Regions from separate parts of the Mus musculus genome. Here all the other regions are linked to region 2. Evidence: chromatin loops called from intact Hi-C (ENCODE). Cell type or tissue: left cerebral cortex. All regions are shown on one strand. Region 1 overlaps Sp6 (trans-acting transcription factor 6). Region 2 holds the start of Cdk5rap3 (CDK5 regulatory subunit associated protein 3). Region 3 has its middle 3.9 kb from the start of Cbx1.

Region 1 (2,500 bases), 110 kb before region 2:
CTCTCCCTTCCACCCCCAACAGGAAAGCAAGGGATGGGGACCTGGGAGTGGGGTGGGGGTTGTTTTGTCAACTCTGGAGCAAGTGCTGGCAGCTGACTTTAGGAAACTACCTAGGGGAATAGATGGGGAATGTCGACTGCTGAGTTTGCTTTCTTTTACAAGGTCTAAGAGTTAAGGATTGAATTCGAGTTGAAAGGAGCGGCTAGCTCTTCCACTTTGTAAGAGGATTTTTCTGCTGGATCCCTCCTCTATGCCATCCAGCTCTGACCTCCAGCTCAGAGCCCTGGCTGCAGAGCTGAGCTGCTCTTCCTGGCTCTACCATCCAGAAGGGTTTAGAAGAAATTCACTGAAGGGAGTTCTTTCTATACTAATAACCCTCCAAGCTAGGTAGACAGCCCCTTAAGGGGAACCACCCCAGGCTTCCCCACACACACACCTCATCTCTGCTTTCTCTCCGGAAATTTTAGAGGGAGCAGCACTAGAAGAGGGGATGAAAGAGACCTAGGCCGAAGGGCGGCTCCAAGGTGCTTTTATGTCCGGGTTCCCAGGAACTAAAGACGTGTCCAGACAGCTTCCCCCAACGCCCCGACCCAATCTCGAGTTCCCTCAGCTTCTGGGACATGCCATCTCTCTACTATGCGAACCCCTCCACATGGTAGGGGCGCTCCATCCCAACTCTTCAGCAACTCAGGGGAGGGTGAAATAGTGAGAAAGGGAAGAAGCGAGGGGCGTGTTCAGCTCCTGGCAGCCTAAATATTCAAGCAGCCTCCCATGTAGCCCCCGAGACTAAAAACCCCTAGCGTCCCTTTCCCTGTCCCCTCATCACCAATAAATAACCACCTTCCTCTTACTCAGGCCGCCCCATTCCCCCCGCCCCCCCAAATAAAGAACGGCAGGTATGTGACATCCATGGGGCTCAGTTGGAGGACGCCGAGCTGCCTTCGGCCTCACGTTTGCCTTTGCCCCCGGGTGGTTCCACCACGCCACCGGCCTTGCCCTCGCCTTGGGCCGCCGCCGCCGCCTCCTCTTTGGCGCCTTCGTGGGTTTTCATGTGTTTGGCCAGGTGGTCGCTGCGCATGAAGACTCGGCTGCAGACCGCACAGGGGAACTTCTTGGTCCCGGTGTGGGTCTGAAGGTGGCGCTGCAGCTCGTCGGAGCGCGTGAAGCGCTTGCCGCAGAAAAGCCAGTTGCACACGAAGGGTCGGTCACCGCTGTGCCACCGCAGGTGCGCCTTCAGATGCGACGTCTTAGCGTATGCCTTGCCGCAGCCTGGGATGTGGCAGTTGTGCAAATGCTTCTTCTTGCCCCCATCGGGCCCGCACGGAGCCCCGAGTCGCTCCGCCTCCAGGCAGTTGGGGCAGCGACACACGGTCTGCCCTGAGCTGCGGGGAACTGATCGCCGGGAGCCTTTGGGTCGGGACGCTGCATCCAGACTGGAATCCAGCCCTTGGGACTCTTGTGCGGCCGCTTCCAAGGCCTTAGCCCCGTCGGGTGGCCCCAGAAGGTGCTGCCCACCAGCGGCTGGGAGGAGGTGGTGCGGGTGCGGGTGGGGCGGCGGAGCACAGAGCTGATGGTCTCCGACGTATCCTCCCAAAGCAGGCTGAAGCGCCCCCGGATGGCCAGGTGAGGTCAGCGCTCCCTGAGTATGGGGGAGGTCCATCCAGCTGGTGCCGGGATGAAGGTCCCACCACGAGCCATCCTCTGTGCCTGGGTGAGTCGGCCGGAACCACGATTCATAGTGGTGTGACATGTCCGGCTGCAGGAGCTTGGAAAAGGGTCCCGGTGCCAAGGGACTGTCACTTTCCAGGTCCTCGCAGGTTACCCGCGAGGAGGCCCCTGGCAACTCATAGCCCTGTGAAAAGTCTACCTCCGGGCCCAGCGGGAGGCTCTGCAGCTCTCCAGGCTGCAGCGGGGAGGGGTAGTCCCCAGCCTCCGGGCTCGTGTGACCCTGGTATGTCTGGAGAGGTTGCAGGTCGAGGCGCGGCGGTGAAGCGTGAGGCGCGTCGGTGTGCTGGCTGCCCAGAGAGCCACAGACAGCGGTTAGCATTGCCGGGATCCGGGATGGAATGAAGGCAGGGACGGTCAAGGGTACCTCAGATGGAACCTAGAAGTGGCAAGGATGAGATGTGAGCAAGAACTTACTTCCCCTTCTAACCCAGATCCCTTCTCAGCAACGGGCTCCTTCCCAGCCCCTATCAGGAAAAGGGGCGTGACTCTGGGTGAGGACTAGAGCTTGGGAATGCTAGGAAGAAATGGATGTGAAAGTCCAGGTCAGGGCACAGGATGGCCTTTCCACTAAGTGACCCCGCCCTTAAGACTCAGCTTATTCGGGGGGGGGGGGGGGGTTGGACTGGTCCCAAAGCCACCGGAGCCATCTCCACACAGCAGTCTGGGCAGTTCCCACCCCCACCCCCGGCAGACTTGCTGCCAACCTATTTGGACGATCTAGAGTCGTCTTAGCTCCAGTCTAACTCAGGACACAGATGGGGTACAGTAGGTA
Region 2 (2,500 bases):
CCCCAGCATTGCCAACTCCACAAGTTCAAAGCCCCTCCTCTCCAACACATGCTCCACAACTGGTGTCATTATCTCAGGTGGTGGCACTCCCACTCAACACTTCAGTGTCATCTTTGTGTGTGTGTGTGTGTGTGTGTGTGTGTGTGCTTTGTTTTTGGAGACAGGGTTTCTCTGTGTAGGTCTGGCTTTGCTGGAACTCACTTTGTAGACCAGGCTGAATTTGAACCCAGAAATCTGCCTGCCTCTGTCTCCCAAGCGCTGGGATTGAAGGCGTGTGCCGCCACTGCCCAGCTTGAGTGTCATGTTTGAGTCCTCCCTCCTCACCCATTTGGCCAATCTATTGCCAACGCCTGTCTGTTTTCCTCCTAAATTCTGCTTATCTCCTCCCTACAGCTTCTGACCTAGGTGAGGCCCAACCTCTCCCTTACAGCCTCCTAGTTGCTCTGGACACAGCCTTATTGCCCATTAGCCCATCCTCCTAACCAATATGTGTTATGTCCTTCCTTGTACCAAACCCTTCAGTGGTTCCTCTCTGTCTGCAGTGTGAAGTCCAAGTTCCTTAATGAGGGACTCTTTGTTACGATCCTTATATTTTTACAGCCTCCTCCCGGGTCACTGCCTTAAACCTTTTACTGTATAGAGGTGGGTCTGAGGTCAGCTATAGGTGGGAGACCTGTGTAGTGTCCTCTTGAGATCCCTCGTGAAACAAGGGACCTTGCACTTCACTTTGTCTTGGACCACGTATATTTTGCCGGTCTCCCCTGCTTGTCTTTCCCTGAACCACTCTTGCAGCTGTAGTTTTAAAGTTTGTGCAGTCTCTTCCATCAGAAACAGCCTTTCCACTCCACCAGGAACACCCGCCATCATCCTTCCTTCTGCAACTTTTTTTTTTTTTTTTTTTTTTTTTTTTGGCTTTTCGAGACAGGGTTTCTCTGTATAGCCCTGGCTGTCCTGGAACTCACTTTGTAGATCAGGCTGGCCTCGAACTCAGAAATCCGCCTGCCTCTGCCTCCCTGCTGGGATTAAAGGCGTGTGCCACCACGCAACTTTTTGTTTACTATTCAATGAGTGTTGCTTCCTCTCCCTTCCCTGTCCCAGTCGTCCAACAAGAATCGGGTGCTCAAAAATCGTATTTATCATAAATGGGAGGACAAAATGTGACGAGAGCCTCAAGAGACCTGTGACCTTCTATATGTGGTAAAGGGAGAAAATGGTGGGAAGAAAGTATTTTTTTTAACTACTTTCGAAACGCCATCGGGAAGGTGCTAGGACCTGTTCCGCGCATGTGTTCGTTCTCTAGCTGGGGGCTCCGCGCCAGGCTGATGAAAAAGCAGCCTAAAACGGCTCTTGGGTGCCCCCTACCGCCATCGTGCAAGTGTAACATCCCTTCCTGGAGATCACCCGGCCGGAGCCCGCCTCTCGCCTTCCATTGGCTGTCAGCTATTCTCCCGCCCCTCCGGTACTCAACCAATCAGAACATCGTGATGGGCGGGGCTTTCAGCAGAGGGGCGGAGCGTGGTCTTGGATTGGCTCCGCTGAAGACGGCGACGTGGCTGAAGGAGGCCGGTTTGTTTCGGAACTGAGGCTCAAGCACAGCCGCTCAGGATTGGTGCTAGGCTGGGCCGGGGTCTTTGGCCGGAAGCGGAAGTGGAGAAAGGATGCAGGTGTGGGGACCAGGGCTGGAGAAACTGGGTCTTCTCTGGGATTCCTGTCCTGCCTCCTCAAGTCCTCCCGTCCTCTGTCGGGTGCTCTGCCCCTGCAGGGTGGCGGTTGGACTCGTGGAATGAGCGCGCGCGAGGCGCATCGCCTTCCCGCGTTCACGCCCTCCCTCCCGGTCGTATTTCCCACCAGGACCATCAGCACGTGCCCATCGACATCCAGACCAGCAAGCTGCTCGGTAGGAGAGGGCGCCCCCGCGCGGTCGGCTCTCGGGGGAGGTCTGCTAGTTGCCCCCTGTCACCAACCAGCAGCCAGGAGCTGTGAAAGTCCCAGCTGAGGTGCTTTACTCCAGCGAACTGTTTGCTCTGCAAGGAAGGAAGCATGGAAAGTCTGTACTGGCTCCGTGTTTTCTACTTTTAACGTTTCTCACGTAGTATCAAATCGTATTCAGGCACACAGGACAAATGGATAGTGTTAAAGATGGACAGTTAAGCAAATGGCTGATCCATTTGAAACCTAAGTCTGTTTGGTTCTGTCTTCATGCATTTTGCATTATTTGGGGTGGGTAATCCTCTCCCATCTATTTAAAAAGTTTCTCTCCTTGGATTTAGGGAGAAGAGGGCCCTAAGACTCACATACAGACCTTTTATGCCAACCATGGTGGTTCACACTGGTAACCATAATACTTGGGAGGCCGAGGCAGGAGGATTGGTGGCAGTTCTCAGACAGCCTGGCTTGCATAGCAAGTACCAGCCTAGTACTCCCCGCCCCCCACCCCCACCCCCCCAAAAAACCTTTAGTCTTAGCACTCAGAAGGCAGAGGCAGGCCTTGGCCACATAG
Region 3 (2,500 bases), 130 kb after region 2:
ATAAATAAGTCTTTTAAAAAAGAGAGAGAGAGATGGGATGTGATGGTTTGTAATACCAGCACTCTGGAGGCAGAAGCAGGAAGATTGTCATAAGTTCAGGGCCAGTCTGATCTACGTTGTGAGGTCCAGGCAGCCAGGACTGTATGAGACCAGAGGGGGATGGGGTGGGTAGCAGGATGGGGGTGGGGTGGAGAGTGGACAGGTGTTTGGAATTAAATCCCCTTACTTCCCCGACGCTTTCCTTAAAGTAGCAGTGTGTTGTTGGGCAGGTGCACAGTCGGCAATCCCAGCACACAAAGGTCTGAGACAGGAGAATGTAAGTTCAAAAGCCAGACAGGGCTACGGAGGGCAATGAGTGAGAACTCAAGAAAACAACAGCAAAGAAACAAGTCACAGGAAGAGTAAAGAAACTGTGATGTTGCAAAAAGAAGAAAGGAGTCCAGACAAAGCTGGTCTCTGCTCTCCGTCCATGGAGTAACCCTGGGCAAACCCGTGAAAAAATGTGAAACTTACTATAGCCCTACTTTATAGCATTTCTGCAGGCATGACAATAATGTTATTTTTATAAAGCTTGGCTGTCCTGGAACTCACTGTGTAGAACAGGCTAGCCTGGAAATCAGATATCTGCTTGCCTCTGACTTCCAATAGCTGAGATTAAAGCCTGTGCCACCACCACTTCACTTTAGAAAGCTTTTTCTCAGATGTAATTTAAAGGTGAGGAAAGTAGAGAACTTATTCTTTCCACACTGGTGTCGGGAATTCTTTGTTTCACTTGAACACAATTTTCTCTTTCCTTCCTTCCTTCTTTTCTTCCTTCCTTCTTTTCTTTCTTTCTTTCTTTCTTTCTTTCTTTCTTTCTTTCTTTCTTTCTGCCTTTCCTCTTTGTTGTTGTTGTTGTTTTTTTTTTTTTTTAAAGATTTATTTATTATAGGTAAGTACACTGTAGCTGTCTTCAGACACTCCAGAAGAGGGCATCAGATCTTGTTACAGATGGTTGTGAGCCACCATGTGGTTGCTGGGATTTGAACTCTGGACCTTCAGAAGAGCAGTCGGGTGCTCTTACCCACTGAGCCATCTCACCAGCCCTTTGTTGTTGTTTTGAGACAAGGTTTCACTATAAATCTGCTGGCCTCTGCCTCCCAAGTGCTGGGATTAAACGCATGCACCACCATGGCCAGGTTGTTTTGTTTTGTTTTGTTTTTTTCTGTTTTTTTTGTTTGTTTGTTTTTGTTTTTTTTCCCAGAGTTTCTCTGTGTAGCCCTGGCTGTCCTAGAACTCACTCTGTAGAACAGGCTGGCCTCGAACTCAGAAATCCACCTGCCTCTGCCTCCCAAGTGCTGGCATTAAAGGCATGTGCCACCACTGCCCGGCTTTTTTTTTTTTAAAGAAGATTTATTTTCATGTGTATTTCATGTGTATGGTTAAGCACATGTGGACTATGTGCATACAGTACCCTCGAAGACCAGAAGAGGGCGCCAGATCTCCGGGGAACTGGAGTTAACTGATGGCTGAAAGCTGCCCTGTGGGTCCTGGGAATGGAGCCTGGACCCTCTGGGAGAGCAGCCGTTCGTCTTTCCCTTTTTCCTTCTTTCCTTCCTTCCTTCTTTCCTTCCTTCCTTCCTTCCTTCCTTCCTTCCTTCCTTCCTTCCTTCCTCCCTCCCTCCCTCCCTCCCTTCCTTCCTTCCTGTATGCTGTTTTACTGTAAGCCAGTGTATATAAAATAGTTAAACCTTGTGAAGCAGAAATCCATGACAAGTAGAAGATTGTACACTATATGTTGTACATATGAATATTTTCTAGAGAAGCCTCTGTTCAGCCTTCCGATCAGTCCTCTTGAATATTCACTGGTTCTTGAAAAGTGGTTTGGGAAGTCTCAAGACATGTGACTAAAACGTGGAGCAGACTTTCTGGGGTCTGAGGGATTCGTGGTCGGTGACACTGCACTTGGCCGAGGGTCATGCTGAGCATCCTGCAGATAGAAGTGCTTTGAGTCTGCAGCTGCCTAGGCAATCTTCATGGGGTTGAACCTGGCCTCCGACTGGACCTGCTGCCCTAGAAAAACCCAACTGGGGGCAGCCATGTGACTGGGGAGCAACAAGTTCAGGGATGGCAGGCTCAGTCACTATGTAGACCAGGCTGGCCCAGAACTCACAGACATGTGTCTGCCTTTGCCTCCTGTGTGTAGGGTCTTCTAGTTTTGAGACAGGCTTTAGTTTCTACCCTGGGCTAGCTTCAGCCTTAGTGTAGCCTGGGCTAGCTTCAGACTTAGTGAGCTGTTAGGTCCCAAACCCAGGGCTAATGGCTGAGATATCTACTAAGCATAAAAGCAGACACTGACCACCATGTTCTCCCCACACCCCTCAGACCCTATCTGTTACAGGGCCTCCTGGCTGGTGCGCTCCACTTACTACTCTAAACCTCTCTAGGCCAGGGGCTGGGCTGTCTTTCCTCTAGTTGCTCTTCCCTCCTATATAATCTAACTGTCTTGGTTACTGGGTCT

What was found. Peaks named below come from ENCODE experiments on the same cell type or tissue, not always from the same donor. Only the 100,000 strongest peaks of a DNase experiment are listed, where the experiment ranks them.
Region 1: it touches region 2 in a loop (5-fold over the local background); 22 of 42 quality-filtered maps call a loop at or near these places.
Region 3: a loop joins it to region 2, with 2.3 times the contacts of the local background. A loop is called at or near these places in 4 of 42 quality-filtered maps.

The regions. Positions count from the first base shown.
Region 1 is chr11:97,021,010-97,023,509 of GRCm38, reverse strand. Sp6 (trans-acting transcription factor 6) reads right to left here. Exons shown (of 2, transcript NM_001363230.1): 2 at 1-2,104. The coding sequence starts at 2,047. The coding sequence ends at 917. Gm11532 (predicted gene 11532) reads left to right here. Exons shown (of 2, transcript NR_133649.1): 1 at 1-2,126. Among named protein-coding and RNA genes, the nearest start is that of Sp6, 3.5 kb to the right of the region's middle. In left cerebral cortex, CTCF peaks have their summits at 1,148 (motif pointing right) and 1,481; DNase peaks (open chromatin) are centred at 1,176 and 1,487; H3K4me3 peaks cover 790 bases.
Region 2 is chr11:96,915,548-96,918,047 of GRCm38, reverse strand. It overlaps Cdk5rap3 (CDK5 regulatory subunit associated protein 3), which reads left to right and starts at 1,534. Exons shown (of 14, transcript NM_030248.2): 1 at 1,534-1,664; 2 at 1,852-1,897. The coding sequence starts at 1,659. In left cerebral cortex, CTCF peaks have their summits at 1,363 (motif pointing left) and 1,938; DNase peaks (open chromatin) are centred at 1,458 and 1,881; H3K4me3 peaks cover 1,389 bases; H3K27ac peaks cover 471 bases.
Region 3 is chr11:96,784,001-96,786,500 of GRCm38, reverse strand. No RefSeq gene overlaps it. Among named protein-coding and RNA genes, the nearest start is that of Cbx1, 3.9 kb to the left of the region's middle. In left cerebral cortex, a CTCF peak has its summit at 1,458 (motif pointing right); a DNase peak (open chromatin) is centred at 1,466.